2 separate regions of the Homo sapiens genome follow, and region 1 is linked to region 2. Evidence: read pairs that join two places in POLR2A ChIA-PET (ENCODE). Cell type or tissue: Panc1. All regions are shown on one strand. Links, peaks and the distances in the headings refer to the core of each region. The heading gives the core; the rest is flanking DNA.

Region 1 (16,116 bases), core at 4,685-12,684, 91 kb after region 2:
TTTTCCCACAGCACTTATCTTATGTTAAATATAATACACTTACATTTAACATTTATTGTATATTTTTCTGTCTCTGCTCACAAGAATGTAAGCCCAATAAGGTAACAGACTTTAGTTGTTTTTTTTTTTAATTCACAGAAATACTCTAAATTTCTACAACAATGCTAAGAATATATAGTAGGGTCTCAATACATATTTATTAAAAAATGAATGAATGAATTATTCTCTGTGATGCATATAAAGCAATAAAGAAGGTATGCGCTATCACACTTATGCAACTTATGAAAAAAATTAGCTTTCCATTCTTGAAATGTCATTACTCTTCTTAATGTCAGTCATATGGCTTAATTTACAAACATAGATTCATTTGGAACAGATTTTGAAATTACTAATTTGAGTGTAAATCTTTATTTTAGCAGTGAACTCACTTAATTACATAAGATTTTGAAATTACTAATTTGAGTGTAAATCTTAATTTTAGTAGGGCACTCACTTATCTACATAGTCTATACACATGATGAATAGTGTATGAGAAAAATCAGAATCAAAATATTTATTTATATTACTATTTCTACACCCATTACAGGACTTCTATTTCTATACTCTAGTGTATCAGCACCATAACCTAGATATTTAAATCAATTTCATTTGTCTGGTTATACCTGCTATAAAGAATTCATTTTGTTGGTACACATTTCACTTGTGAATAGAAATCATTAGAAAGGTGGATTTAATAAATATTGTAAAACCAGAGAACAGAATTCGGTTGGGCAATGAGAGGCAATGAAAGGATGATATGAGAGAAATGGGAGGATGATGATCAAGAGGCTAAGGGCTTTGAGCTGTATGAAAAAGATTCGAACTAACTGCAAGAAAGAATTTGAGGCTGGGTGCGGTGGCTCATGCCTGTCTGTAATCCCAGCACTTTGGGAGGCCGAGGTGGGCGGATCACGAGGTCAGGAGATTGAGACCATCCTGGCTAACATAGTGAAACCCTGTCTCTACTAAAAATACACACACAAAAAAATTAGCCGGGCATGGTGGCGGGCACCTGTGGTCCCAGCTACTTGGGAGGCTGAGGCAGGAGAATGGTGTGAACCCGGGAGGCGGAGCTTGCTGTGAGCTGAGATTGCGTCACTGCACTCCAGCCTGGGCAACAGTGCGAGACTCCTTCTCAAAAAAAAAAAAAAAAGAAAAAAAAAAAAGAATTTGATGGGAAGTAAAAAAAAAAAAAGACGAATAAAAAGAAATACTGACTAGTACCCAAGCCCCAGCAGACATTAAACACTATGTATTTGGAGTAAGCCCAATTGCAGAGTTACATTAATTTCTCTAATAATATTCAACAGCTTAAAACTATACTGAACGAAAGGTTAGGTTAACCCAAGATTAGGGAGTGGAATGAAGTGAAATTCAGTTAGAATGGAAGAAAGATGGAAATATATATTCTCTACCCTCCACTGAACTACCAAACTAAAATTATAAATTCAAATATTTCCCACCTTATGACCATCCTAAGTATATATATATATATATATATATATATATATATATATATATATACTGATTTTAATTCATACTTTAGCTAATATTGGTTAAAAAAACATGTTCTGGCTGAGTTAAAAATCTGACTCAAGCTAATGGCAGAGCTGAAAAATAATCTTTAAATTTCTACAGATTAGATTGCCAGCTCTCTGGGCAATAAATTCTCCTAGGTATTTTTTAGCTGAAATTGTCTTGATTTCCTCTTCATTTCTGAAGTAAAAACCTATGTGTGAAACTTTACATTTTTAACAAAATCATTTGGGAACCAATATTTTAATAGCCAGAAAGTCTCTGGGCTATTCCCAGCTAGAGCTAAAGAGATAATGATTTCTTTTATACCATGTGAATCCTTGTATCCCCTCTTCACAATTCTGGTAAAAACAAAACAAAACAAAAAACCCATAACCAAGCACATTCATTTAACAAACTCATTCAACCAAAATTTACTATATTTCTGTTACACACCAAGCAGTCAATACATGGGGTAACCAATAGCTTATGATGGGGCCTGGCATAAAAAGATAAATTTAGGCAAACAGATTTCCTCTCTTAGCAGTCTGAGCTGTACACAAAGGAATATAAATCATCCCATTATAAAGACACATGCATATGTATGTTCACTGCAGCACTATTCACAATAGCAAAGACATGGAATCAACCTAAATTCCCATCAATGATAGACTGGATAAAGAAAATGTGGTACATGTACACCATGGAATACTATTCAGCCATAAAAAGGAATGAGATCATGTCATTTGCAGGGACCTGGAGGGAGCTGGAGGCCATTATCCTTAGCAAGGTAATACAGGAACGGACAACCAAATACTGCATGTTCTCACTTAGAAGTGGAAACTAAATTATGAGAACACATGAACACATAGAGGGGAATGACACACACTGGGGCCTATGAGAGGGTGAAGGATGGGAGGAGGGAGAGGATCAAGAAAAATAATGAGTACTAGGCTTAATACTTGGGTGATAAAATAATCTCTATAACAAACCACATGAAAAAAGTTTACCTATGTAGCAAACCTGCACACGTACCCTGAACTTAAAATAAAAGTTTAAAAAAAGAAATCCAAGCCAATAGACAGTAAGCTATTGGGACATTTCATGGAGAAATGAGAGCTAAAAGGCTGCAATGTGGCGTGGGTCTAAGGGTCATGACAGCCATGTGATAGAAGTTCAGAGGAGGCAAGAGTAAGCCATGGAGAGAACAAGAGTGGACAGAAATTTAGTTTCTTCTGAAGAAGAAATCACATGGCTCACAAAAGAGAGATGGCAAAGGTCTTGCCCCAGGACTGTCCCACTGGTTCTTGCAGTTCCAGTTCCAGGGTCCTTTCATGTCCAGAATACAATAGGCTTCATGTGCATAGTCAGTGAGTTTCTGATTTTCCATCTAAGAGGAGCCTAAGTAGAAACTGACATTTGAATAATTATTTCACCATTCATTTCTATGAGGACACATAGTACTCTATGTATATTTACATACTAGGATCTGCACCCTGAGCACACATCTACACCCAGGACACATAACTCTCGTTTAGTTTTCTATGATTTCACTTTTCTTCTCTTCATAGAAACTTGACTCTAAGAGGTAAGCTATAGCCTGAACATGTAAGCTTTGAGTGGGCATGGAAGACTTGCGTATTACTAATATTCCCGTCTTACAGGTCCTGTGATGGAAGACAGGCAATATGCCCAGTTGGAAGAGTATTTGCTTTGTGGCTGTGAAACTCTAGATGGGAATTCTGGCTCCATTGCTAGTCATGTGACTGCTATTAAAGACACACCTAAGACTGGGTAATTTATAAAGGAAAGAGGTCTAATTGACTCACAGTTCCACATGGCTGGGGAAGCCTCACAATCATGTGGAAGGCAAATGGTGAGCAAAGTCTCGTCTTACATGGCGGCAGGCAAGAGAGCATGTGCAGGGGAACTCCCCTTTATAAAACCACCAGATCTAGTGAGACTTACTCACTGTCAGGAAAGCACAGGAAAGACCTGCCCCCATGATTTAACTACCTCCCACCAGGTCCCTCCCACAACATATGGGGATTATTACAATTCAAGGTGAGATTTGAATTGTAATCTCACACAGAGCCAAGCCATATCAATCACTTTTATCCTCCAAGCCTTAGTTGATGTCAATAAAAAAAAATATTTAAAAATTTCACTCTCAAGTAGGTTGTGGAAATACTATATGTAGCAGCAATTACTACCAGCACATGGTAGACAGTCAATAATCTTTACTTCCATGTGTGACTTGCCCATGGTCACATCTGACAATGAGCAAGAGTCTCTTCTGAAACCCACTCATAACTCCATTGTATCCTTCAGCTCAGGTATTTCTACATGTGGATGAAAATAAATTCAGGTGATACTCAAGCCTGGATACTGTTATCTTCCAGATTCTTTTTGAAGACACTGCTCCATATTCTTCCTTTCTTCTTGATATCCTAAGGTGCCTTCTTTTATCATTTTCTTTCTTCTGAAAAAGCTTTCTTTAGCCATTCTTTTGGTTAAGGATTCCTGGCAATACATTCTCTTAGTTTTTCTTCAGCCGAGAATGTCTTGATTTCTGGCTCATTTCTGAAGGATACAGGATTTTGAGCTGACAGTTCTTGTTTTAGCATTTGAAAAATGTCCCACTTTCTTCCAGACTCCATGGCTTGTGATGAGAAATCCCCTGTTATTAGAATTGTTTGTCCCCAATAAGTAAGGTGTCATCTTCCTCTTGCTGTTATCGAGGTTTTATCTTTTTCTTCAGTTTTCAGAAATTTGAATATGATGGATTTTGGTATGGATTTCTTTGAAGCTGCCCTCTTTGGAAGTCTACCTTGACCTCTTGAATCTACAGGTTTATGTCTTTTGCAAAAATTGGAATATTTTTAGCCATTATTTTTTTTCCATTCCTGCCTTTTTCACCTCTCCTCTGGGACTCTGAGGACATTAGTGTTACATCTTTTGTTATAGTCCCACAGTTCCCTGAGGGCTGTTTTCATTCTTTTCTTCAGTCTTTTTTTCTCTCTGTTTTTCATATTGGCCAATTTCTATTGCCAATTTCTATTGCTCTATCTTCTAGTTCACTGATTTTTTCTTCTGTTCTCTTATTTTACTATTGAGCACATCAGCTGAGTTTTATATTTAAGTGATTGCATTTTTAAGTCCAAAATTTTCATCTTTATATCTTCTATTTCTTTGATGAGACTTTCTGTTGTTTCATTTGTTTCAATCATACTTGTAGTTGCTTGTTAATGCAATTTTATAATGGAGGCTTAAAATATCTGACAGATAATTATAGTATCTCTGTCATGTTAATGTGGGCATCTATCAATTCTTTTTTATGATCCAGCCTGAGGTTTTCCTGGGTCTTGGTATCATGAGTAATTTTTAATTGAAATCTTGACAATTTTGGTATAATATTAAGAGACTCTTGATTTTATTTAAACTTTGTTTCTGCTAGCTTTCCTTGGTGTCAGTCTGGCAGGGGAAGTGGAGAATGCCACCTCCTTAATGCCAGATAGAAGCCCAGGTATCTTACTTGGCTTTCTTGGACACCCGAGGGGCATGGCTCCTGGTTACTGCTGGGAGGAGGTGAGAATTCTGGCTCTCCAGTAAGCCTGCACTGACACATCCCTGGCTAAGAGATGCAGGCACGCCTTGTTGCTGCTCCCTACTTGGCCTTCACTGACACCATAAGAAGGAGGAAAGGAGAGTGGCCTTATTACCACACGGTGATGATGAAGGTCCTGACTCTGCACTAGACCTCCTCTACTACTACTGCAGAAGGGGGGAGGACGGACACCTCATTACTCTCAGGTGAGGGTAGAAGTCCAGGCTTCTGATATGGGATGGGGGTGAGGGCTCATTTTTGCCCAGTGGGGATGTGAGACTGCTTGGTGAGGGTGGACGTCTAAGATCCCTACTTGTCCTTTGCTTGCATGGATGGGTGTAGGGATGGAATATTTATCCGTGGTGTTGGGTGGAGCAGGGAAGTTATGTCTAAAAGTTCTCTCTCTTGCTAGACTGCCCCTTTCCTGGTTCTTTGGCTAGAGAGAGCAGGCTTTTCATCTGTGCCTATTGTTGTTTCTGGGCTGTTGAGCTTCTTTGGCTCCAAGTGTGAGATGAGATATGTGAGGAAAAAAATCGCAGGAAACTCACCACTGTGTTGTTTCTCGGGTCTTGAGATCCCTAGCCAATCTGCCTTCTCTTCACCTTTCAGTCTTCTTATATCATCAGTTTTACATATAAGGGTTTTTAGCTGTATACAGTGGGAGGCACAGAGAAAAGTAAATCTATTCCATCTTCTTGGAAGCAGAAGTCTGCCTCCATTAGCTTTCTAATACATATTATTTCCACCATAGATTGTAGGTATTTCATAGAACAATGTTAATTCTGATTGTCAAGTTAGCAACATGAACTATTTACACTCTACCCTTTTGCCAGAGAATATGTGATGCCAAACTTTCTGCTTTCCAATTACCATCAATGCTAAGTAGTGAGAAGTCATTATTAATGGAGTATTACCAGAGAGTTCACAGTTCACAGTCTAGTCATATAAAAAGCTTGGTCCCTAGGTCAATTCAGACTACAAAACCTGAATGAGAAATTCTTATGCTAAAATGTGCTGACAGTACTAAGCCCATGTTGAGCAACATTATTTTTAAAAAGTATATGAATACTTTTTAATGTTCTAATTTTTATTATTTTAGGGGTATTATTAAGAGTACAATTCACTACATCTCACAGCATCCCTTTAAGAGGACAAGGGAAGAAAGAAGTTCCCTCAGCTTTGTACCACAAGAAGCTGAACAATCAATTTATTTTAATATTTTAAAAGTTATAAAGCTAATAATTTATTTCTTTGGCTGCCAGGAATCTCAGGATCAAATTTGGTAATGACATAGATTTTCATACCCTTGATTTCATTTTGTTTTTCAATTGAGATTTTACTTTTACTCAGATTTCCTCATGTATTGTTTTTCCAGGAGGACAGTACTCATTTTGGTACCTGATCTTATTTATTTCAGGATCACATGGGTGAATAAATGTATTAAGAAAAGACAGTGGGTTCGTAAGCCCTCAACAGGACAGGAAATAAACCTCAGGTCTCTTCATAACTTGTCAGAGGAACTTAATACATGCTGCCATTTTGATCCCAAATGGCCTCCTTTTCAAGAGGCCCAAAAACGAATCTATTTTTTTTTTGTCACATAACTTACATTGCATTTGTGAGATGGAGATTTTTAAAAGGGACAGACAAACACAATGACTACCTGGAGGACGGAAGCACCACTATGGAGAAACTGAAGACCACTTTCAGCAGAGTCAATTCCACCAGTAGCCAAAATGGGAAATCCAGGCAGAGCACGAGCAATGGAGGTCACAGCTCTCAAAGCAATAGGTCTGATTGCTGTCCCTACACAAAATCAGAATAATCAATGGTTAGCACACTGACCACTTGAGTATACTGTCTTATATTACTTCTATTACTATGATGTGATGACAGCGTCACTGGACAAATTTCAAATTACTTTATCTCTGTTTAAGATGTATATACATATGTAGTGTATAAATGTTATGTTTTAAAGCATGTTAATTTGTTAATGGATGTTTATTTATTTTAAGGACTTTGATACCAATATTGAATTTAGACATGTTATACAAGTAGGTATAGCAAACACAGAATTCTCTGTGCACACATATTACATGCATATTACAATTGGATATACAGTAATGTGTAAAAGATTGCATAGAATATTTGAGCATCAGTGGCTCACGCCTGTAATCCTAGCACTTTGGGAGGCCGAGGTGGGTGGATCACCTGAGGTCAGGAGTTTGAGACTAGCCTGGCCAACATGGTGAAATCCCATGGCTACTAAAAATACAAAAATAAACATTAACCAGGCGTGGTGGCAGGCTCCTGTAATCCCAGCTACTTGGGAGGCTGAGGCAGGAAAACTGCTTGAATCCACGAGGCGGAGGTTGCAGTGAGCCGAGATCACACCATTGCACTCCAGCCTGGGTGACAGAGTGAGACTCTGTCTCAAAAACAAACAAACAAACAAAAAACAAGGAACAGCAGATTTTGAAAAGAAAAACAATCCCATATAGTACATCAGTAGACATACAGCTATGTTATGTTTCTTTAGAGTACAAAGCAGATGTTGCGAACATAGACTCTGTAAAAAAAGGCAAGGTGCTGATGAACTTACAGATTCCATGTTGCTTTTTATATGTACTTCCCACAATTTGAAAAAAAATAGGGAGTCTAATCCAATTTTTCACATATTAGAAAGTTTTAATCAAGTTAAAGAGAATTTACTAGAATCCAGTAATTAGAGTGTATGAATTTAATTTTTTAATATTTAATTAGCCAGACATTACCAGTATATTATTCCCTAATAGTAATAAAAATTGTATGGATAGAAAGAATACTTTGGGGCTATTTTAAAAATGAGTATATTGTACTAAAGCTACTTTGAATTCTCAAATGTTAAACATCCCAGAGTACATTAATGCTTTCATAATAAAGGAATATAATTTGATATTCCTGGTGTTCCCTTATAAGTCAGGGGTCCTTTAAGCATTTTCTGAACTAAAGGCAGTTCAACTTATGCAAGAATTTGACACTGCCTTAAACCAGGGCTTCACAAACAACATAAACAAATAACTGGTTCAGCCTCACGTGGTGAGTTCTTTGTCATCACCTCCACCACCACTAGTCACCAGCAATATCAATATGTATTTACTGGAGTGCTTACTCTGAGGTAGCACACACAGCCTTCCTTTAAAAAATGGCCAGAACTTAAAATTAAATTAAATTAAAAAATAAAATAAAATAATTAAATAAGAAAAGAAACAAAAAGTTAAAGGGCTTTCAATTTGAAAAGGCTAGATAGCATATGATTCCAACTATATGACATTCTGGAAAAGGAAAAACTGTGGAGACAGTGAAAATATCAGTGGTAGTAAGGAGCGAACGGGAGGGATAAATAGGCAGAGCAAAGAGGATTTTTAGGACAGTGAAAATACTATATATACTATAATGGTGGATGCATGTTGTTATACATTTACACACACACACACAAAACACACTTAGAGAATGTATCTGTTACACTCATAGAATGCCCAACACCAAGTGTGAAACCTATTGTAAAGTTCGGACTTTGGGTGGTTAGGCTATAGGTGTCAATGCACGTTCATGGATTACAACAAATGTATCACTCTAGTGGGGAATGTTGATAATGAGGGAGGTCATGCATGTGTTGGAGCAGTGGATATATTGAGTATCTCTGTATCTTCCTCTCAATTTTGCTGTGAATCTAAACTGCTCTAAAAAATAAAGTCTAAAACAGAGGCTGGGAGTGGTGGCTCACGCCTATAATCCTAGCACTTTGGGAGGCCGAGGCAGAGGGATCACCTGAGGTCAGAAGTTTGAGACCAGCCTGGCCAACAGTTTGAGACCAGCCTGGCCAACATGGTAAAACCCCGTGTCTACAAACAAATACAAAAATTATCTGGACTTGGTGGCGGGCGCCTGTAATCCCAGCTACCCAGGAGGCTGAGGCAGGAGAATTGCTGGAACCCAGGAGGTGGAGGCTGCAGTGAGCCGAGATTGCGCCATTGCCCTCCAGCCTGGGCAACAAGAGCAAGATTCTGTCTCAAAAAAAAAAAAAAAAAAAAAAAAAAAAAAATCGGTGGCTTTCTTTTTATCCTGTTCATATCTGTTTCAGATAAAATTGAACGTTTGCATGACTACTGCTTTTGTACTCAACACAAAAATGTTTGTGGAAATGTCTACTTGTGGCTCCCACACCTCAAACATCTTCCTCTACATATTACTATAGCATTCCTTAGTTAGGAATATTCAATGCTGACACTTCAAAATTCATAATAGACATTTTGGATACAAAGTATTAAGTTGGGCAAATTAGAAACCGGACATTAAGATTCTACTTCTATATTATTTATCAGTGATTCCTCACAGTTTTTATGTTTTAACCATAAAAAGGCTAATAGTGGACAGAATTTATAGTGAGAATACAAAAACACACATATATATACACATATCTTCAGTTATACTAAAAGAAATCTACATAACAAAAGTTAAAGGAAAGCATTTTTTAAGGAAAGCTGTAACAAACTTTTTGATAGACACACAGCTATCTCTGCATAATATAACTGGCATAGCCAATACATACCAACCCAATGGCTTCTTTACATACACACTACTTTGAAGTAATAAAGAAATATTGGTTTTTTTCCTCCCTTATTTAGTTGACCCAAGAGAGTAAATTTGAGCTAAGTAGATAAATAATTTATTTCTACCTCCACTGTTAGAAGACTATCATTAACAGTAAGGGGTAAAATTTCAAAGTGGTATACAGGGATTTGGCCACATATTCTATTGATATTAATGGACATAAAAAGGCAACACAGCTTTGAAAAATTAACCAGTGACACTTAAAGGGCAACATTATTACACAGGTGTTAAAAAAATCAGCAAATTCTTATTGGCATTTGAAGATGTTCAATTAGGTCAATAAGACATTTTCCAATTTATGCTTTTCTTCCTTTCTAACGCTTTTATAATGTACCTAATGAACAGAAAATCTTTTCAAAAAATAAGAGTATTTTTTCAAGTTAAGAGTAACTATGTTCTCTGAGGAAATGAGATCCAAAAAATGAAGAAATGATCTCTCTGTTGCTGGACTACAGTAAATTCAGTTTTTATTTCCATTATAAACCCAGTTTGATTTTTTATAACTCAACTGATTTAATACAAAATATAATCTACCTGTTCTCAGCATTTTTATGGGGAATAGTTCTTAAGAATGACTTCATCCACTAAGAACGGTTTCTAGAAGGAAAATGAAGGTATATAAAAAGATCTTTCTAAATTGCTATGTAGAATTTATTTTTAGTTTTAAAATGACAGAAATGAAGTAATAATAGGTTCAAGATAAAAATAAAACTGTTGGTTTAAAGAAAATACATATATCAATGCCATACAAAATTGTACATATGCCAATTAAAATCATAAAGACTTCCTGAATTACAATTATCGAGATAAAGGTCTTTTAAAATTTTGTCACTGCTACAGTGATTAATGATTTTAGACCAAAGACTAGGGAGGAAGAAGCCAGTGTGAGAAGTTCAAAGAATGTGTATGCGGGCTCTATCTTTAAGGAAACAACAAGGTTTAAATCAAGAAATTGAAATCCTATACACTTAATTGAACTAACAGGTAACATGCAATTTAAATTAAGCCCTCATCTACATGGGGTGGCCAGATGAACCTAATGGGGAATTCAGTTACATCAAGCCATTCTGCTTCAACTGTGTGGAATCCTCCAATAAAAATCAAGCCATTCTGAGTTCCCACGTTTTGAAACAAGCTGCAGGTTCGAACAAACAAACGAAAAATGAACTGGACTTATGAGTTGCAACATTGCTACCAAGAACTTTGCTTTGCATTATGTGGCTCTTGTGGTGGACTAGACTGAACTGTAACTTTTGGTCAATAATCATTCTAGGCCCTCCATGTAGTCATAATTTAAAATACAAATCAGTGTGTTGAATTCATAGATTGTCTTAGATAAACTACACAGAACATTCTTGAATTGATTCATGTTTCAGAAAAACATTTTAGTAAGCCAGAGATTTTGAATTAAGTTAATCAATCTGATTTTGATGAAAAGTATTTTTCTTAAGAAAATGAACTCTCATTTGTCAGATATCATTTTAAATACAATTTCAGAAATGCTATCATTGGCTATAATATTATATATTGATATATGTGTATTAATGTATTATGACAATCAGGTTCCTTACTCAGTCTTCATTTATCCATTCATCTGTCTATCCACAAAATATTTTTTAAGCACCTATGGCTTTTTTTTTCCTGGTTCATCAGTTTGTGTCCTAACTATATATCTACGCTTGACTCACAAAACACCAGGTCTTATCATTGTAGTAGGTTATTTCAAGTTAATAATTTGAATCCAGTTATTCATTCTCTACCAGTATTCCATTAGAAACAATTCACATTTGTTAGAACATTATACATTTTATAAATACTATTAATATGAATTCTATCAAGAAGGCAATTTGAGGATGAACTAGTTACCAACATCAGAGAGACAACTGGGCCAACTGTTGAGGTTCAAATCTTAGTTCCATTTATAAGCTGTGTGACTTTGTGAAAATTTTTAAATCCCACCGAATCTCAATTTTGTCATCTATAAAATAATAAAAATTGTAATAACGTCTTCATAGAGCTGTTTTGAAGAATAAATTACATAATATATATAAAAGGCGAGGACATAATAAAAATTGTAGAAGTGTTTGCTGTTATAATTTGTACTGCCCTCAAGGACAATTGATTTCAGAGTGAGCATTTATGTAGTTTACTTTGACATTGCCTTCTATGTTCTTGTGTGTTTAGTGATGCAATTAAAACCAATTTTTAAATTGGAGACAAAAGCATGATGCCTATGATGACAGAACTTTATCCTCTGAAACCTTAAGAGGACCATACATGTCCCCTCCTTTTTCTCTTTTCCTAACAGCTGTCATTTAGCAGTGTCATAATGTTGATGAAGATTACTTTGACCCCAAAGGAAAAAAAGCCTCAAAAGGCTGACATCAATATATTTAAGATTTTTTTTTTTTGAGAAGCAAAATGTCCATGGATTTTAATTACAATATCTGAACTCAAGTTTATTGGTGAAAAGGAGGCAGAGATGTACTTCGCATGACTAAATCCTTGAAGAAAAAAGGAATTTTTAATGAGCAAGAGAGTGTGGAACATATGCTAAATAACTGGAATTTTGAATAATTGAGTTTAATTCTGTTTGTCTTTCTCCCCCTAATCATTTGACTCCTCTAGGACAGCGACTGTTACACAATTAATTGTTAGAACTAAGTCCACAATAAACTCCCTGATAATAGCTCTAGCTGGCAATAAAACAGAAATTGGGTTATAATACTCATTCGTGCTCACTGTGTATGCAAAAAGAAAATGTAGTTTTAATTTGCTTACATTAATTAAAATATAATGAATTAAGTGGATAACAAATTCATTAGAAATTGAACCTTGACTGTCTAATTGTTAACAGTTTTAACACCATCCAGAAGAAAAAAAATTAGTAAATCAAGAATTTCAAGGATTTAGGAGGTGAGAGATTGATTTTTATAACCTACATATAAATGAACCACCAACAAATTTATGCTTTACTAAAATTAAGTGTACAATGTTAATGAAGTTAATATACTAATAAATACATGGGACACACCTATTTAAAAATAACATCTTTACACATGGATTAGGGTCCTCTGAGAATATTTGCATAATTCAATCAGAAACTGAAGTACTAAAAGGATCTAGGGTTATATGTAGAGATGTGTAATTTAAAGAGAAGAAATGGAAAAAATAAAGTTGATTATTTGATGTTATTTTAGTTTTTTCAGAAAAGCTAAAAATTTCTTCTGAAAATGTTTTAATTTTAGTTGAATTTTTTATGTTTTCTCCAAGTCTTCCTATCTTCATAGCTATGTTTTTCTGCTTCATAATGCATTCAATATGTTCCTAGTGGATTCATATTAAATAACTCAGTACCTAGCATGTGTCAGGCATTTATTTTTACCAAGAGAATTAATAACATTCACCAAAGAGGGCCATTCTCCTTTCTGAAAGTGTCAGCTACTGTTACTGGAATGAGTAGGATCACTCATTCATAGAGTGATTTCCACGTGCAGACACTGAGGCAGGGGCTTCATGTACACTGTGTACTTTAACCCTTGTAACTCTGAAGCTAGGTGCTGTCCTCTCTATTTTGTACATAAAGGAAGAGAAGCTCAAGCTGAATAAATAACTTATCCAGTGTCACGTAGTTTAAAAAGGATGTAATACATTAAAAATAAAGTCTCTGCGACATGAAAGTTCCCATTTTCAGTTATTATTGAGAAGTGACAATGCAGCAATTACCAAAAGAACCATCTCTGGATTATTTTTGCCTAAGAAAACTAGTATCAGTACAGACTGATGCTATGAGAACACAGAGGAAGTCCAACCAATTAGGTGTAAGTCTCAAACCATTTGCTTTATACAATTGTAGCTTTGAGCAAGCTCCTCAACTTCCTAAAACATTGGTTTTCCCTAATTAAAAAACAAGGACATTAATACTAATAATATTCCAGGGAGTTTGGATGTATTAGATGATACAACTCATGGGAAAGACTTGGCACAGTGCCTAGCTTATAATGTGTATAAGCTAATATTAGTGTCAAAGCCAGAGAAAATTGATCAGAAAAATAAACATTCAGCTATAACACATATAAGGATAAACACTTAATTTTTAAGGGTTGTTAATATTCATTCCTAGATATAACATTTGGGGTTCCTTTTGTAACCCATATATTATTTCATTGGCTTCAAAATTATGAATATTCATAGCTTGAGTCTATGGTAGTAAATGTGTGTATCTGTGTGAATAAATCTTTATTAGATTTTTAAGTGTAATTTGCAACGTGTGTGTGCGTGTGTATATATATATATATATATATATATATATATATATATATATATATATCTTCTAAGTCTTTTTTGAAGAATCTGTTCCATTAGTGCTTAGACACAAAGTTACATATACAACAATGTTCCTGGAAGTATTACTTTCTATAGAAAAACCGTAGAAAACAATCTAAAGGATCATGAGTAGTTACTCTATTAAATAAATTATAGTTCACCAAGATATGATATTCCAGAAAACCTTTAAAATTGACACGCAAATAGCTCTAATTTATAATGTTAAGAGTTAATCACAAGTAGCAGAGCAATATATATGGTATGCTCCCATTGTTGGCAAAAAAGTATGTGATTACATTTAGTATGTGTGCATGTAAATGCATATAATGTTGAATTTCATACTGTTCACAGGTATCATCTCTGGGAAAGGGGGTGAGTCCTGCAGTAAAGGGATTGAAGACCTTTCAAGTTTATATATATATACTTTTTATTGTTGGATTCTTTTTGATAAAATGGTGTTATAATTTACTTCTGTAGTAAAAATATCTATTTTTATAATGTTCCTAAAATTCACCTTACGAGAATAAGCATCATCAGTATATATGATGTGACATTTTTATATATGAGTGATACATACAGTGATTCTATCCTCTGTACATTACAAAGAACATGTTTGGTTCTGTGTCCAATATTTTAGATAAAAGATCTACAAACACAACAGAGTGAATAGGATGATCTCTCTTGATCTGTCTTTCTCACACACATATCATATATATCTATATAGTGATTAAAAGAAATCCTATAAATGGTCATCAAATATTTGAAGGATAATCATGAAAAAAAGGGCTTATCCTATGTAGCAAATTGGAACGAACAATTCAGCATACACGATTGGTTTTATTATTCTTATTTTTATAATTAATTTATTGTAAATTCAGCAATGAAAGCAGCTACAATGGAACTTCCCTATTCCTTGAATCTTGATGGCTACTTGACAGCAAGATGCAACAGAAAGACTTCTCTGTACTACAGGAAATATTGGATTAGTTTTTCTCTTCCAATTCAAAATCTGGGGATACTATAACTTATTCTTGGTAGTTTAAGAGCAATTTTATATGCTCTATAGTTTTCCAACAGATACCAGTGATTAACTTAGAAAAGAAGCAAGTATGAGTTAACTTTTAAGATTAAATATGTTAAATATAAATGCTCCTCTTTTGAGTGCTTTCTAATTGACAGATAGTTTCCTATTTATTTTTGCATACATTGTGCTGGTCACATTACTATGAAATAGATATTTCTGTCTCTATTTTTATAGATGTGTAAACTGAGATTCAGCAGGGATAAATGCCACATCCTCAAGATCACTCTGTTAGAAAGTATGGGTCCAGTATTTGAATCCAGGCCTACCTGACTCCCAACACCATGCTCTTAACCACAATGCTATGCTGCTTCCTGATTTTAAGTGTCTGGATATAAATTAAGCTTTAGAAAGAAGAGTTAATAATAATAATTGTTATAATTAATAAAGATATATTATCCAGGTATGATAAAACCATAAAAATCAACATTATAGAAAAATAGACATTATATTAATTGTTGGATAAAAATTAAATTAGAAGTAGAATAGCTAGTAATTGTATAACTAGAGTAACCATATAGCCCAGTTTGCCCAAGAGAGTCCCAGTTTATTATACCTGTATTTATTTGTAATTACATAATGTAACAATAGCTATCTTCCTTTGGTCTAAAAGTATCCCAGTTCAGATGATAAATTATAAAATCATACTAGCTATAACTAAAGATAATTATGTCCAAGAATAATAGGACAAAGACAATTACAGAAGCAAAGTGAAATTTGTTTTAGAACCAAAACCAAATTTATGAGGAGCTTAGAAACTCACTATACTGTCCAAGACTCAAAAGATGGCATGAAGAGCTAAATGTCTTTAAATTTGTCACTAGAGAGAAAAATATATGGCATTTACTAGGCATAATTAGTCTATATGTATGTTCTTTCTATTTTCAACCTGTAG
Region 2 (16,116 bases), core at 4,085-12,084:
AGGTTTATCATCTCTCTTGAAACCTGACTATTTAGTACATTGTGTAGCATTAAATTTCAGACAGGGGAATAGGTTTTAATAACACAAACACTTAATAAAATAACTTTCCATGAGCTTTCTCATAATGGTATTAACAGGGAAAGACAATTTCTCTCATTGCGCTTCTCTGCAGACATTCTGTCGGCTCTGTATCTCCATCAGTTTTTTCATAATGTGCTCTTGGCACACTTACTTTAATATTGCTGGTTTGAGAGCACTGTCTTTTTTATCCTTGTCACTAAATGTGATATTTTGAGCACTCAAGATGCGCTGCAAGCAGGCCTAAAGTATTTATATTGAAACTACAATGGCAAAGCATGTAGGATGATCTACCTCTCTGAAATGAGCCTTTAGGAAACAACTTCATCTTGGGAACATCTCTGGCTACACAATTGTAAAAATGGGCTGATAATTAAAGTACCAGGGAACACTCCTTCCATATTCACTGTTTATAAGCAGAGTGGTCTTGGTGGGTGCACACCTTAACATAAAGGAAGTAATACTTACATCTTGCTTTTGTCACACCGAGGCTGATATCTCCACTAAGTACACATCCCTAATCCAAGACGTTAGCAAACATATCTCTTATCAGCAGTACGGCTTTCACAGGCTTTTTTCAGTGTCCACCAACCACTTTCCATTCTGGATAAAGGATGTTAGCTAGGTAAGAGGATAAGCACAGTTGTAATCTGGATATTCAAGCTGACCTAATGGTAGATGCTGGATGCACACTGAACCTGGCCTGGCGGAAACCTGTTTCTATATGAGAATGGCATGTGGAAACAGGGACAGATGGTGGGGTCAGTAATAAAGAACTTGTTTGTTGTTGCTGATTGGAGGCCATTTCTTCTGCCAGCATGACTCCACAGATTTATCCTGGCATTGGTGACCAAGGGGAGACAAACAATGTTGTTCAACAAGCATTCTGAAAGCTACCATATGGCCAGAAGGAAATCTCTGGAGAATACTAGGATGTGCTGTGTTGTGCTACACTGTGGTAGTATTGCTCTTAAGCAGTAGGGGGCATGGTGAGTTCATCCGGTTAGAAGTATAAATAGAAGTAACTGAAAACAGCAGGAAATATAATCCGGTGAGCTTGCGAGCTGGTGAGCAGTTGTGTTGTGGGCTGCTTTTAAGATTATTTGCTTAATAAACTGCATTAGTTTCATTCTTTTGCATTTTTCTCGCAAAAAATGTTCATAAAGGTTGGGTTCTAGGGTGACAAAGTGTTGGGAAATTTTGTTGATTTAAAAAACATAAATATGAACTAATAAGAGAGAAGAATTCATGTTAGTCTAGAAGCTTAGTTAATTGGGAGTCTCTAGAGGAGTCACTCAAGATAGTGTTTGCTAATTAAGGCAATGCATTTTCCAGGGATTTGGAGAAGGAAGAGCTCTCCTCTGGCTTTCTGTCTGCTTATGAGTTACTGTGCAGCACCAGTGACGAGCTTTCACTGATTCCAGTCACATGACTGACTTGGGTAGATGTATTCCACCCTCATAACAAAGGCTTGTGGGTAGTAAATATTACCTATCAAATAAAACACCAAGGTAATTCCAGTTAACTCTTTTCAGGAATTCTAAAATTTTGTCATTGAGTTTGGTCCTTTCGAAAAAGAAGTCTGCCAGAATTGGATATTTCTTTTTTAAGTTTTTGGATTAGTAAATCTTATCCAAAATGTAAATTAATTTCCTATAATAGCTCCAAATTAAGAATTCTACAATTCTGTTGATCCTATTCTGATCGATGCCAGATTCGGTTCATCGGTGATGAACAAGTCAGTCATGGTGCCTCAGATTCCTTCCATCTCATTTCTGATGCTGTAGCTGGATTTCTCTAATTATAATTGGATCACGCCAGTGGGATTTTTAGAAAACTGCAAAGTGTTTTTTGTTCTTCTGAGAAACAAGTTATAAAAATAAAAAAAAATTTATGTATTCTGAAAATGGCTTCACAAGATGAATCTTTTAAAGAAAAATCAAAACATTATGAAAAACCTAATAACACTCATAAGTTTAGATATGCAAAAGAAAATGAAACAGTATTAAACCCCAAGACTGGGTTCTATTCATGGATTTAAAAAATCTTGGACCTGTCTTTACAAAACTTGAGTTTAACCAACTGAAGTATCATTACATCCTTGGTTTTAAACGTCATTACCACACTACCAGATATTTCTAGACTGAAAAGATTTTTTATGTTTACGAACAACAGATTAAAGGCAAAGGCAGCATTATTGTAATAGGATGTCATAAGATGTTTCTCAGTCTTAGATGAGGCCCCAACTATGAAAGGAATGTTGGCAAATCTCCTTCTTTCTAAAGGTGGATCAGGCAGGACTTGGTGAGATGTGATTCAAATTTACTCTGTAGGTCTGGGATCTTTCCCTGTCACCCATAGCTCTAAGGAGAGGCAGAGAAGACACTGGAGAAAAGATTATGTATTGATAGCCCAGAAAAAGTGCTGTAATTTTCTCTGCTCTCTCCTGTAGAATGTTCTGTTTCCGCTACCTCAAGCCAAGTGACAGAAGACACTCTAAATACAATCAAGAGTGGGGTACTTGCCCAAAGAGGCAACTGACATTTTTTTTTTTTTTTACTCTGGGCTACCTATTTGCTACTTGGAAAAAATCTGCCTTTATGGGACACTTGCTGACTGTAGTGATACCAGTCTTAGCAACCTGAACATGGACATGCCCCTGGGTGCTTGGGTGGGTAGCTGTGGAGGGTTAAAGTAAGGAGGCTGGTGTCTGACTACTGCTGAGAAAGGCCTGTATGTCAGAGGTTGGTTGTGAGGGTTCCCTGATAGTAGGGCCAGTAGAGGTGTTTGCTTATGATGACAGAGACAGGAGTTTTTTTTGGGGACACTCTGGAAAGCTGCTGCAATATAACTACATTGAAAGCCCTGCCAAGGAGAGGTAATCCCAGTAGAAAGAGACTTCAGGGGTGAAATGCCGAAGCATAGGAAATCATAATGGGCAGAGCAGAAGGTATCACCAGGGAGACAGAATGGGAGGCTCTGAAGATCCCACAGAGGTATCCTTTAAGAAAAAGAGTTGGCACCTGCCCTGATTGCATCAATATCACAACCATGCCATAAGAGCACTACACAATCATCTTTTAGCCTCATATGCTTCATCCTTTCCCAGCACAATGGAGGAATCACAGGTGACATGGAGAAGTGGAGAAGAAGGATGGGAGAGGGAGGCAGAAGATAATCACAGACGACCTAAGCATCCGGCCTTTTCTCTACTGATGCTATAGGGCCTAGTGCAGGTTAAAGCAGAGATTGTTTAAATAAGAGGAGAGCCACAAGTTTCCTGGCTGGACTCTTTATTATCTGAGGGTGTTCTAATGTCTGGAAGTGATCAGAAAAACTCTGGGATTTTATCCATAGCCAAGAAGAGGAGCTTAGTGGGTTTTAAGAGAATAAAGATGTTTCTGGCTTGTTTTGAAAGTGCAGCTCATTTGGTACACTATAATACTGTTTTTTCCCAATAATCAAGTAATTAATTTTTGTGTGATGACATGAAGCCAAATGTAAGTGTGAGCTGAGTGGATCATACGTCTAATAGATCTGTAAACATGAGGAGGTAGGGAAAGTTCACTTCTGAGTACATATCACATCTGCAAACCTTGTCATAGTGATCCAAAATGGAATGGGAAGTACTGAAGATGTATAGTGATCTCGCTTCATGTAGGATTGTGCTTGCATTTTCTAACACAGTCCCTGGCATATAATGGAAGCTTAATAAGTGTATGCCAGACCGAACTGGGAAGCTGGGAAGACCAAGCGAGGCACGAGGTGCATAGAAGGTGACTAACAGGTTCTTGAATTAGAAGGGAACTAAGTTAGAGCATGAGCATGGCCACTATTCCTCTACTCTACCTTACTTACCTCCCTGACTTTGTCTCTTATTACTCCCCCTATCTACTCTACTCCAGACACCCTACTCTTGGCTGATCCTTAAGGCTTTTTTACTCGCTATTCCTTCTGCCTGGAAATCTCTTCTCACAGACATCCACGAGGCTTATTTCTCATTTCCTTCACATTTTGCTCATATGAGACTTTCTCTAAAAGGTCCATACTCACTGCTGTCTAACCTTTAAAATGCAACCTGTCTCCTGACTTCCATACTTTTGAGCTCCCTTGCCTTCTCCACCCTTCCTGTTTACATAGCCCTTATCACCGAATATACTATCATTTATTATCTTTACTGTTTGTTCATTTTTATCTCTTTTACTTAAATATAAGTTCTACAAGGGTAGGTTCCTTTTTTAAATGGATAAATCCCAAGTGTCTAGAACAGTGGCTGACACATGGTAGGAATTTCAGTCATCTTAGCTGAATGAATGGATGGCAATAGATGCCCAGAGGCCTCTGTGTCGTGTTAACTGGATTCCATTTGAGGCATTACAGAACCCTCCGGGGTCAGGGGAGGAGTTACTGACTCCTTTGCCAAGTAGCCGCAGTACATATCCACAGCCTCCTACCAAAATCAGCATTCTGGGTATTCTAGAACCACACACGAAAACTGCTTAGGAACTCTCAAATCAAGTAGCAGGTCAAAGAACTCCTTTGATTGACTCTTTGTTAGGCTGTTTGGAGTAGGATGTACTAATTAGATTTGGAAGCACTCAAGGTTTATACTTTGAGCTTTATCCCCATAGAATGCAGAGAGAATAGAAATGTAAACCCTAGTAAAAATTAAAATAAATTAACAGAATCAATCTAGATAGTTCTTCAAGTCAACTTGCACTCAAAGAGTATTGGGCCTTTTATGGTGCAAATAATCATATTGTACATTAGGGATAAGTAAATCTATCTTCAGTTAGACTTTGGCAAGCATTTCTGCTTTTAAATGTGAAAAGCCAACTTGAAAATTCTGACAAATATATTTTATAGAAAACTTCATGTAACATTAGAAAAGAAAAAGAAACTAGTTTCCTTCATATGGTTCTACTACACATATAGAATTATAAATACATGCGAATCTCTCTTTTTCTCAAGGACCAAAGAAGAGAAATGAAAAGAAAAACAAGAAAAAAGAAACAAAAGATTCCAGAGATGTTGTCAGTCTCTTTCAAACAGCTCATTCTTTGGAAAGCATATCTCCGTCAGATTTCATTCTTCATACTTGTTTCACTTTCCTTCATCAGTAGTAGACTTAAAACACTGTTACTCTCTTTATAAAACTTTACATAATAATCTGTTATTTTTTTTTACAGAAAAATAGCAATTCCTCCTCAGCCATTCTTTGTTGGCTAAACTAATTTAATTTATTCTGTAAGCTAAATAATGCCAGCTCTTTATGCCCTTCCTGACTTTCCTGCTTGGCACTTGAATAGTCTTGATTCTTTTAAATTTGGTTCTTCTAAGATTTTCTGATGAAATTTGATGAAATATTTTGATGAAATATTTGATCAATAATTCTTTAGAGACTTATAGAAAACTTTCAAAAGCTATTGCTTTCATTTTTAGTTTTTCTCAGTATAAAATACATGTTCCTTAAAGAAAACTGAGGAAATATAGAAAAGAAAAAGAAAGAAAAATTACCAAGAATTTCTGCTTTCAGAAATGTCTGGTAATATATGGGTATTATCATAGCTTTTTTTTCCTGTCCACAAATGCATGCTTTTTTTAAATAACAAAAACAGGAATTATATTTAGATATAGCAAGGTTTCTTGTTTTTTTAACTTAATAACATGAGCATTTCTAAGGGCCATAATATACTATTTTTAATATTATTATGATTATTTTGAAAATAAGTCACTTTCATTCTACCAGGGATGTTTGGAACAAGGTGTGTTTTGGAATTCCTTCTTGCTAGAATGGCTATATTGGAATCCTGTAGGGCATCTTGACATCTGCTTTAGGCACACTGAAATGTTCAATGGCAAGAGTATTTAGGACTGAGAACATCTGACCACTCAGAGCAAATTATTTGAACTTCTAAGTGAATTAACCCACAAAAATGACTTGATAACCACTATCTAATGCTGATTGAGATATCGAAACCACTTGTCCACAGGTGGAAAGAGCCTCCAAGATAAGTGAATCTAGATTCCTGAGTAAGGAAATTTAGTATTACCCAGTGACTGTACCAATTAGATAGACCCTTCTACCTACAGACTCAGTGTCAACCTCTATAAAATAGTAAATATAATCCTCACCTCTTTTCACACAGGAGTTTCTTAGAATTTAAGTTTGGCAAACACTATAAAAAATAGCTCTGAGTCACAAGAAATTGCCATATTGCCAGGCTACTTAGCTATTTATTACCTCACACTTTTAGTGTCTGAGGTGAGTCAACTTTAAACAAAAAAGCATTTTGAAAATGGATTTTACAGCCCATCTTCGTAAGGCCATTTCTTATATCTCATCTTTCAAATTTCATTTGACCAGAATTTGGGCAAAGAGAATTATTCTTAATACATTTGTAACGGCTGCTTTTATGTGTCATCAAGAAGAGTTGTTCACCAGCCAATGGTAACTGACTCTTCTGACTCTTTATCCCCAGTTACAGACCTTCCGAACAAGGAAATTATTATTCTTGCCATGATTCTCTGGTCATCAAACCCTGCTATGCATCACCATGAAACAAATATCAAATAAAGGATAAGTCTCAGGAAAACCCCAGAACTGGATTTCAATGCTCAGATCCTGAAAAAGTATTCTCTGATTTTAAGACATTTGCTGATTCAAGTGACTTTTTAAAGCAAAAAGACAACAAATGGGTACGCTTCCTTAATGCAGAGACATAGGCAAATGCCTTTCTTTCAGCTTTACGCAAAGATAGAAGAAGAATCTCTTACATTCTGGGCAACCATCTGGAACTCTATTAATTGGTGTATGAAGCAAGCTAAACTATAAGCTCAGATGTAACATGAAACAAATATACTCAATTAATGGAAGGTAAAATTACAGTCCCCAAATGGAAAGAACTACAAGTTCTCTGGTCATTCTACACGAAAAGTTCATTTTGACATTTCAGTTATATTAACAATCTGTTCCTGCTTTGGTGGTCTGGAAAGAATGAACAGCAATATTCATAATCTCTACTATCAACTTTGCTAAATTTTTTCCCCAAAGACCATCTTTATTACCCTGTAACTTTCACTACTTGAAGTGTTCCCATTTCTACAATAAATAGATTAAAATCAACAGAGAAAAGCTTCAAAAAGTGACAGGGTTGTTGGAATTTTTCTTGGGATTGTTATGACTCCTTCTTTATACACAGGTCATCTGAGTCATAATGAAACACCAACTATTCAGAGTCACATGCTGTGCTTTGTGCTTTTGGTTGATCAGAAAAGCAGTGAACTTGATCCCATCACTATAATCTGATGCAGCAAGGAAGAGTGATAACAATTATTCTTAGCTGATTTATTTTTTTCTTACAAATCACTTTCTTATGCACACAGAACTGCCAAAATGGCATCAGTTCTCTCACTAAATCTTGCAAATAAAACAGTATACCTTTCAACGTGGTGGCTGAGATTGTGTGATGTGGAGAAAAGGAAGATATGCAGAGATGTTAGCATGGCCACAGGGTGATGGTGGTGGTGGTGCTGGGGCAAGTGTGCACTACTAATAGGAGAAGATGTCAAAAAAAATGAAGCATAATAATAGTGCAATTTATCCTTGCTAAACGTACTGCAGTGTGCTATAATTAAATATGAAAACCTAAATTTATCTCTATGTTCGGTTGTCATTAATTTAACAGGGAGTGCACATGTTCTAATCTAATGGTTGATTTTTTTTCTCCATGTGCAGCATATTAAAATGTATATTAGCCTCAAGGTGCATAAACACAAAATAATAGACCAAAGGTTTTGGCCTGTGGAGAAAAAAAATCCATGCTCAAAGGCCGTCAAGTAGCTGTGATGCAGGGGAGACACTCACTTAGCCTCATTAAGCCAAAGCTCTCTTTTGCTTGTCTTTTGTTCTGCATGACAGCAGCCTCTTTGTTGTATAATAATTCATTCCAAGTTCGTTCCAAGCTACCGAAACTGGTGAACTGTGGCCATTTTAATGAGAAGTATTGGTGGTATGCATAATCTGGAAGCCACGTGGGCCAGACAATCACAGAGCACTGCAGCCAGCAAAATGAGATATTGTCGAAATCACAAATTTGTCAAGTTGTTTTTGGACAGGGTATTATAATAAGCACTAAAATATGCATCCTATTACTCTGCATCTGCCAGTCAAAGATCACTGTAATGAATGCGTGCTGCAGGGTATAACCAGGCCGTTTTCCTAAGTAAAACAAACCACAGAGTACAGAAAAGAATTGTGTGGGTTTTTTTTTTTTTTTTTGGCATTGTTTGACTTTTTTTTTTTTCCTAATCCTTTTGCACCAGGAGTCAGGTTCTCCTGGCATGGTGTCCACTGCTAGCAGTGAATACACAGGCCCTGCTGGTGCCAGGGAGTTAACATGAATACATTGCTTTTTTAATAGGTGTGCTTACCATCTGAGAATACAAAACCTCAAACTCAAGGCTTCAATTGAGTCTACTGAAGAATTCCTGGGAGAGAAAAGGGAAAAAGGAGGAGAAAAAAATATCTCTCCCAATGATCCTAAGCCTTATGTTTTATCCTTTTCTACTTCAAATGGCTTAGCCTTTGGGACTTGTTTTGTTGTTTGTTTTTCTGTTTGTTTATTTTTGCTTTTTTGTCTGTCTGTTGATTTATTTGCTTTTTAGATGAACCTAAAGCTTTGGGAAGAAATGGGTGAGATGCTAATCTATCCCAGTTCTATAATATTAATAGTTTGTATAAGAAAACTAATACAATGTTGACAAGTAGAGAGAGTATTTTCACTTGCCCATAAAAATGGTCCTTAGGGAGAGTGACCATATACTTTCTCATCTAAACCAGAACTCTTTTGAGAGTGAAGGGAAGATATTATCGATAATTACAGGCACAAAAAGCAAGACTGTCAGAGACAAACTGGCCTATATGATCATCCCAACCATAAGCTCTTGAATTGGCAAATGTAAAGGAAGCACACCATGTCCAAAGGCCATACAATACATCCTGTTATTCTGGGCAGTCTCTATGAAACATTCAGGGTTATTTGTTTGTTTGTTTGTCTGTTCTGTTTTCAGCCAATGGACTTTCCATAAGGTCTGGATGGAAATAAAATGATTGTTAAATCTAAGAATACGGAGAATACTCTTCCATTCTTTTCTAGCCATTTTTTAAACCTTACGGAACCTTTTTTGTGTGTGTGATCAGGAGGCATGATGTGAGACAGAGACATATAAAAGTATGGTCCATATGGTATTTATAATTGGGGCTGCAGTAGAAAGATGGGTAAAACCAAGTACAATTACTCAAATAAATGTGGATTTGGATGGTAAATATGAATATATGTATAAAATAGATGCTTTCTTAGTTTAGAGGAGATAAATATATCCAGTGGGAAAAATAAACAAAGCTTCCTGGGGTAGGTGAGAATTAGTAGAATTTCAATGGCAAGGAAAATAAAGAGTCAGAAGAACTGCATGCCATGAGCCAATGTATTGAGGCTGTTATAGGAAGGAGGAGAGCATGTTTGAAAACCACTTTACTGAAAGATAATTTACATGGAAGGAAGTAACAAAAGTAAGACTGACAAAATAGGCCAGGTGCAGTGGCTCACGCCTGTAATCCCAGCACTTTGGGAGGCCGAGGCCAGTGGACCATGAGGTCAAGAGATGGAGACCATCCTGGCCAACATGGTGAAACGCTGTCTCTTCTGAAACTACAAAAATTAGCTGGGCATGGGGGCATGCTCGTAGTCCCAGCTACTCAGGAGGCTGAGGCAGGAGAAGAATCGCCTGAACTCAGGAGGCAGAGATTGCAGTGAGCTGAGATCGCGCCACTGACTCCAGCCTGGTGACAGAGTGAGACTCTGTCTCAAAAAACAAACAAACAAACAAACGAACAAACAAACAAAAAACTGGCAAAATAGGTTGCAGGGAGATCACAAACAGCCTTGAATGCCAGATGAAAGAATCCCTTACATTTGTTGGTCAAGAAGTATCACTGAATGCTCTGAATCAGAAAATAAGCTTTGGAAAAAATAAACTGGCAGTGATATGTAAAGGGTCTGGAGAAGGAGAAGCTGGGAGAAGAAAGTCTACAGTTATAGCGCAGAAGAGTGGTCCTAAAAGCCTAAACCAGGATATTGATATTTGAGATAAAGATAAGACTATCCAAAATGCTCCTTCCTTTTCCTAAATATCCCAACTGTAAGACTTACACATATTTCTCAAGTTGTATAAAATCTTCTCAATGTCCTCTACGTCCTTAGCCCATCAGTCCATCTTATTTTCATGTTAAACTCTTCTGTGCATCATGTCAGGCTCAGTGATTGTGGAGCGAGTAATAGCTCTCTTTTACTGTACTTTGAGAATGGGTAGAATCAAGAGGGTGAGTGCAATATTGGTTTATACAACTTGGTATAGCCTAAGTTGGTAAGCATTTTCTTTTACCCTAAGTTACAAAGTGTGTGCACTTTGGATAGATACATGACTACTTTATTGTAGAGGCACAGGTTTGAGAAGGGAGATAAGTGCAAGGCAAACCAGATCCCTGAGTAGGTCTCGGGAGATATAAGCTAGAAACTCTGCCCACAGCCTGAATTATGGAAGCCTGCAACTGTAACAAATGTCCTGGGATGAAATGTCTGGAGCCTTAAGCTGTCATGCATGACAAGAACAGCTCTTTAGTGCCAGAGGTCTCTGTCTCTGGGGCACTGGTATATCCCTCCATTGCCCATGTGTTCTTCTGTTTGGTGTATGTGTAGGGTGTGTGTGTGTGTGTGGGGGGGGTGTGTGTGTTCTTTTGGGATATCTGCTTTGAAATTTCATCATCAAACTAGGCTTTTCCCTGATGAAAGTTCCATACTATAGAGAAAACATCCACATTTGCTTGCAGTTTGTGCAGCTTAAACTGAAGACAGATGTCTTGTGCAGCAACCACAATATTTTCATTTATCTCTTAATAGATTTCCATCTAGGAATCAAAAGTCTGATTTTATTTTTCAACTCTGATGATGAATACTAAGAATTATTTTAATTATAGATCTATTTCATTCTGCAGGAAATAAGGAGAGGCATTTTGAAGTTTTTTTCTTTAAAGACCTCAATAATATTTATCTTCTAAATGGGATTTTCATACATACCATGACAATCTTATGGATTACTACATATTGGGAGATACCTACTATGGAATCCCTGGCAATATCTAGTTTTAATTAAAATGAAATGTCATAATAATGTCATCCCACATTCTGGTGTCACGACAAACATCTTTGAACTCCTGTGATTAAATAAGCAGAAACACTTGATAAAACTTCTAATGATTCTTCTAAAGAAACGAAAAATCTTACAGTTCATTGTTTGTATCTCCTTTACAAGTATATCCTTTCTTGTATTATAGCTATTTAGATCTTAACTTTCAACTCAGTTATAAGCTCTTAATAGAAAATACCTGCATCACTCTAAGTTTACAACAGAGTCTTTTGTACGCTTTGGGCTTGATAGATATTAATGAAATGGAAAGGTAAAGGTAAATGTTTCACGCCCTTTGGAATTAATCTCTATTGTACATACATAACATGCAGATGCACTAACAGAAGATGACAAAAATTAGCAATCTTTTGAAAACTAGTATTTACTAAATGGATGTAATATGTGTTGATTATCATAAGTTAGGATTGAGTAAACAATTAAAATGCTCTACTTGGACCAAATTGAAAGCCCATATTACTGGCAATCTGATACAGAATTATAGCTGTGTTTCACTTGTGAAATAGAGATAACTTTTTTTATTTTTTTGTAACAGAGTCTCGCTCTGTCACCCACGCTGGAGTGCAGTGGCATGATCTTGGCTCACTGCAAACTCTGCCTCCTGGGTTCAAGTGGATTCTCCTGCCTCAACATCCCAAGTAGCTGGGATTACAGGCATGCACTGCCACGCCCAGCTAATTTTTGTATTTTTAGTAGAGACAGGGTTTCACCATGTTGGCCAGGCTGGCCTCAAACTCCTGACCTCAGGTGATCTGCCCATCTCAGCCTCCCAAAGTGCTAGGATTACAAGCCTGACTCACCGCGTCCAGCTGATAACTTTTGTCTTTCTCCAGTGTCATTATCCTAGTTTATAACATCATCTTGCAACTCGATTTCTATAGTAGACAGTATTAGCTACATAATTTGGGGACCCAATGAAAAGTAAAAATCCAAGCCTCCCAGTTTAAAAATTATTATGAATTTCAAGATGGAGTTGTCAGAGCATTAATCCAAGAGCAGGACCTTCTGAGAGGGAAGCTTTGTGCTATGGCACAGATTGCATACCCACAAAGCCAATTCTGCTAACCACCTCATAATGATGTCTGTAACTTCATTGCATCACATTTCCTATATATTTTCACATAGTAACATTACGATGTATTTGTATATTTTCACCATTTCTGTGTAAAACCATTTGGCAGTTTCCCTTTGCACATTTAATAAAATCCAAATTCTTTGTCATGGTCAACGAGCCTCCACATAATGTGGCCATTGTCAACCTTTCTAATACCATGTGGCGTTACTTCCTCTTTTTTTCTCTAACTTGTGCCACAAAGGCCGTCCTTCAGGTTTTTGCACACCTTCACAAATGCTACTCTCACCAGTGGAACGCTGTTCCCTGGCTCCTCATCCTTCACATATCATTCCAAATATCTCTTTCTCACAGAACGCTTCCCTGATACCCAAATTAAAGTAGCTCCACATTCTCTATTTTTCTTCTAAGCATGCCTTTTCCTCCTGCAAATGTTTAGTACACACTGTATCTTAAAAAAAAAAAACTAAAATAGTTTCTGTCCATGATTAGCTTGTAATCTCCAAGAGAACAAGGACCAGTCTCTCTTCTTCGCTACAGTATGACAATGTTTAGCACATTGCCTACTTCACAGTAGGTGCTTAATAAACATTTGCTGGATGGATGAATAAATGAATGAATGAAAGCACCATTCAAATGTTCAAGAACATTTTTCTCACTATTACTATTATTTTCACGTAGGTAAAATATAATTTGCTTGGGCAACCAGAACTATAATAAGCTCACCCAGGCATTTTCTTGTGGGCACTGGGCTCTCTCTGGGTTCTCCTCTGAAGAAGCCCTCTTCTCAGATATACTGTATATATGAATATTTATTTCTCTTATACAAAAGAGGACCTCAGAGCTAGGTACATCACTGCATCATCTGCTTTCATGACTTCTGGATGGAGTGAGACATGCTTCTTTCTAGGTCCTTCTCTTTTCCATTTTCTATTTTACTTAAAGAGAAGGAGCTGTTAACATATTGAAACTAACCATCCTGTTCTTCTTTAGCTTCAAATAGAACTAAGGCTGTTTATAAGAAACTACACACAAATAGAATATATTGCATCTTCCTGGAATTCTAGTACATTATAATGACAAATGTTTTTCATTGCAATATTCATTGCATTATGTTCAATTGTTTTTGTTGTTGGTCTGGAAACACCAGAAGTGTAATTACTAGCTTTGATAAAGTAATAAAGTCAATGGAATAAACTATGCTTGGATTATGGCCTCTTGTTATAAGATAAGCAAAGCTAAGTCAATACCCAATAAAAATTAATACTGATATCAAATCCAGCTATCTTATGTTCAAAATGAGAAATCATTACCTTCTCGTAACATTCTTCTATGAAATGTGTTCCTTTTAAAACATTAAAACTGTAGAAACATTAAAATACTTTACATATATTTACATATACCTTACTGTATTTGAGAACATATATAGAGATTATACAGATATAATCGTACATATATATGAGCTCTTTTGATTCTTTACAACAGTGCTGTGAAGTCAACTGGGAAGACTGAATTATCTCCAGTCTCTAGATGAGAAAATCAAGAATCAGAAAGATTATCTGGGGCTGGGTGCAGTGGGGCTGGGTGCAGTGGCTCATGCCTGTAATCCCAGCACTTTGGGAGGCCGAGGCAGGCAGATCACCTGAGGTCAGGAGTTCGAGACCAACCTGGTCAACATGGTGAAATCCCCGTCTCTACTAAAAATACAAAAATTAGCCAGGCATGGTGGTGGGCGCCTGTAATCCCAGCTACTCGGCAGGCTGAGGCAGGACAATCGATTGAACCTGGGAGGCGGAATTTGCAGTGAGCCGAGATTGTGCCATTGCACTCCAGCCTGGGCTACAAGAGTGAAAGTCTGTCTCAAAAATAAAAAAATAAAAAAATAAAAAAATTAAAAAATGAAAGAAAAGAAGAGAAAAAGAAAGATTATCTGGTACTATGCAATCAGCTATTAATACAGACAGAATCCAAATCTTCAAATCCCTGTTCTTTCAATTTTACTGTTAATATGTTCCAAAATGCATTTTAAATTAAAAACATACTAATGGTCATACTCTACTATTCCATAGAAGAATTTAAAAATGGAAAGTTATTCATGGAACAGTTTTGAAGTAGTATATTATCTGAATTTGTCTAGTATATTTTATTAAGCTCTCTTCAGCCTGTCCTCATCAAAAATAAGTATTACATTAACATTACAGTTATTTAAAAATTAACCTTTTCTAGGCTGGTTTAATTTTATGGATAATGTATTAATCAACATGGCTTGAAGTTTCCTATCAAAATGCAGTCAAGGCCATTTACACTACTATTTTCAGGAATCTCCTTCTGCTACCTTTGTAAAGCATTTACTTCATAGGAAGCATTTCAAACACTACTAGTGGAAAAATACACTAGGCAATTATAGCCAAAGTTTCTACGGATGTGGCTAATTTATTTCCTGGTTTAAACCATATCTAAACGAGATTTAAGAGTTCAAGAGCTGGGAATGAATGGACAATTGGGTTATTTTGTATTCTGTGGAGTGAGATTTGCAGTCAATGTCAGTATTAAATCTAGGTGTAAAATGCAAAGGTGCGAAGTTTGAATGATGCCTCCACTTTGTTAGGTGATGGCTGAATCACATACACACACACACACACACACACACACACACACTTACATAAACACATTGAATATATACACAAATACATGCAGATATAGTTAATATCTATAAATATATCTATTAAATTATAATATTAATGTCACGTAAAAATACACAGATACCCATATTTAATAATTTTTAAAATATACCATATATAGTACTTATATCTATTGTATATAACATATATATGCAAGGCACACATGTAGATATTGCTGTATATATTCTGTAGACTAATATATTGATATATATAATTATCATATTTATACAATATTATCATCATCAATGTTTTCATCAAGTTGTCACTCTCTCAGGTATAGCATACCTGAGAACTGAATACTTTTCAAGTTTATGTTTAGATGGTTTTCATGGTTGCGTTTTCCCACTGATAAAGTAGAATTTTAAATATAACTTGTCTTATTTTTATCTGTCCTCAATTTGAGTGTGTCCTAGTTCATTAAATTTAGAAATCCCTTCTCATTGCCCCTCTGCCATGTAGTTAATGGTCTGTAAAACACTTAAAAACACTAGAGGAGTTCATTTTTTTAAAAGGGGCTCTATGGAGAAGCCTTCTAAAATGTAAGAGTCTTTTGTAATCACCTATTTATTTACTTGTACTTTAAGTTCTGATTTTCATCTAGTAGAGGCATTCTTTGGTCAAGGCAAAACTGCAGTATTCTCTGTAGCTTAATATGAGTATAGCTGATAACATCATACTTTTTTCCATTACTACTATACTGAAACTAGTCTAGAACCTAATGAGCTGAATTGCTATCCAAAGGAACAGGATTTAGGTTCAGATGGGGAAAAAGAGAATAACAGCTGCATCCACACTCCCTTCCACATGATCTTGTTCATGAGCAATATGATGACCTGGCATGACGTGCAACTTTAGGTCTGGCTCTATAGCCCCAGGAGAACATGGCGAGGACAGTATTAAAAACGTGTCTATCCTATTCAACAAATGGTGCTGGGATAATTGGCAAGCCACATGTAGAAGAAGGAAACTGGATCTTCATCTCTCACCTTACACAAAAATCAACTCAAGATGGATCAAAGACTT

The links. Peaks named below come from ENCODE experiments on the same cell type or tissue, not always from the same donor. Only the 100,000 strongest peaks of a DNase experiment are listed, where the experiment ranks them.
Region 1: POLR2A ChIA-PET joins it to region 2 with 19 read pairs; 2 of 35 experiments call an interaction of 5 or more read pairs at or near these places.

What each region holds. Positions count from the first base shown.
Region 1 is chr1:97,228,028-97,244,143 of GRCh38, forward strand. DPYD (dihydropyrimidine dehydrogenase) reads right to left here. Exons shown (of 23, transcript NM_000110.4): 19 at 6,825-6,967. All of the region lies in intron 1 of DPYD-AS1 (DPYD antisense RNA 1), which reads left to right. Among named protein-coding and RNA genes, the nearest start is that of DPYD-AS1, 140 kb to the left of the region's middle. In Panc1, for the core only: no CTCF peak of the experiment used is centred there; a DNase peak (open chromatin) is centred at 8,204.
Region 2 is chr1:97,137,402-97,153,517 of GRCh38, forward strand. All of the region lies in intron 20 of DPYD (dihydropyrimidine dehydrogenase), which reads right to left. The region is part of intron 1 of DPYD-AS1 (DPYD antisense RNA 1); the gene reads left to right. Among named protein-coding and RNA genes, the nearest start is that of DPYD-AS1, 50 kb to the left of the region's middle. RefSeq lists enhancers at 869-998, 7,534-8,784. In Panc1, for the core only: no CTCF peak of the experiment used is centred there; a DNase peak (open chromatin) is centred at 7,290.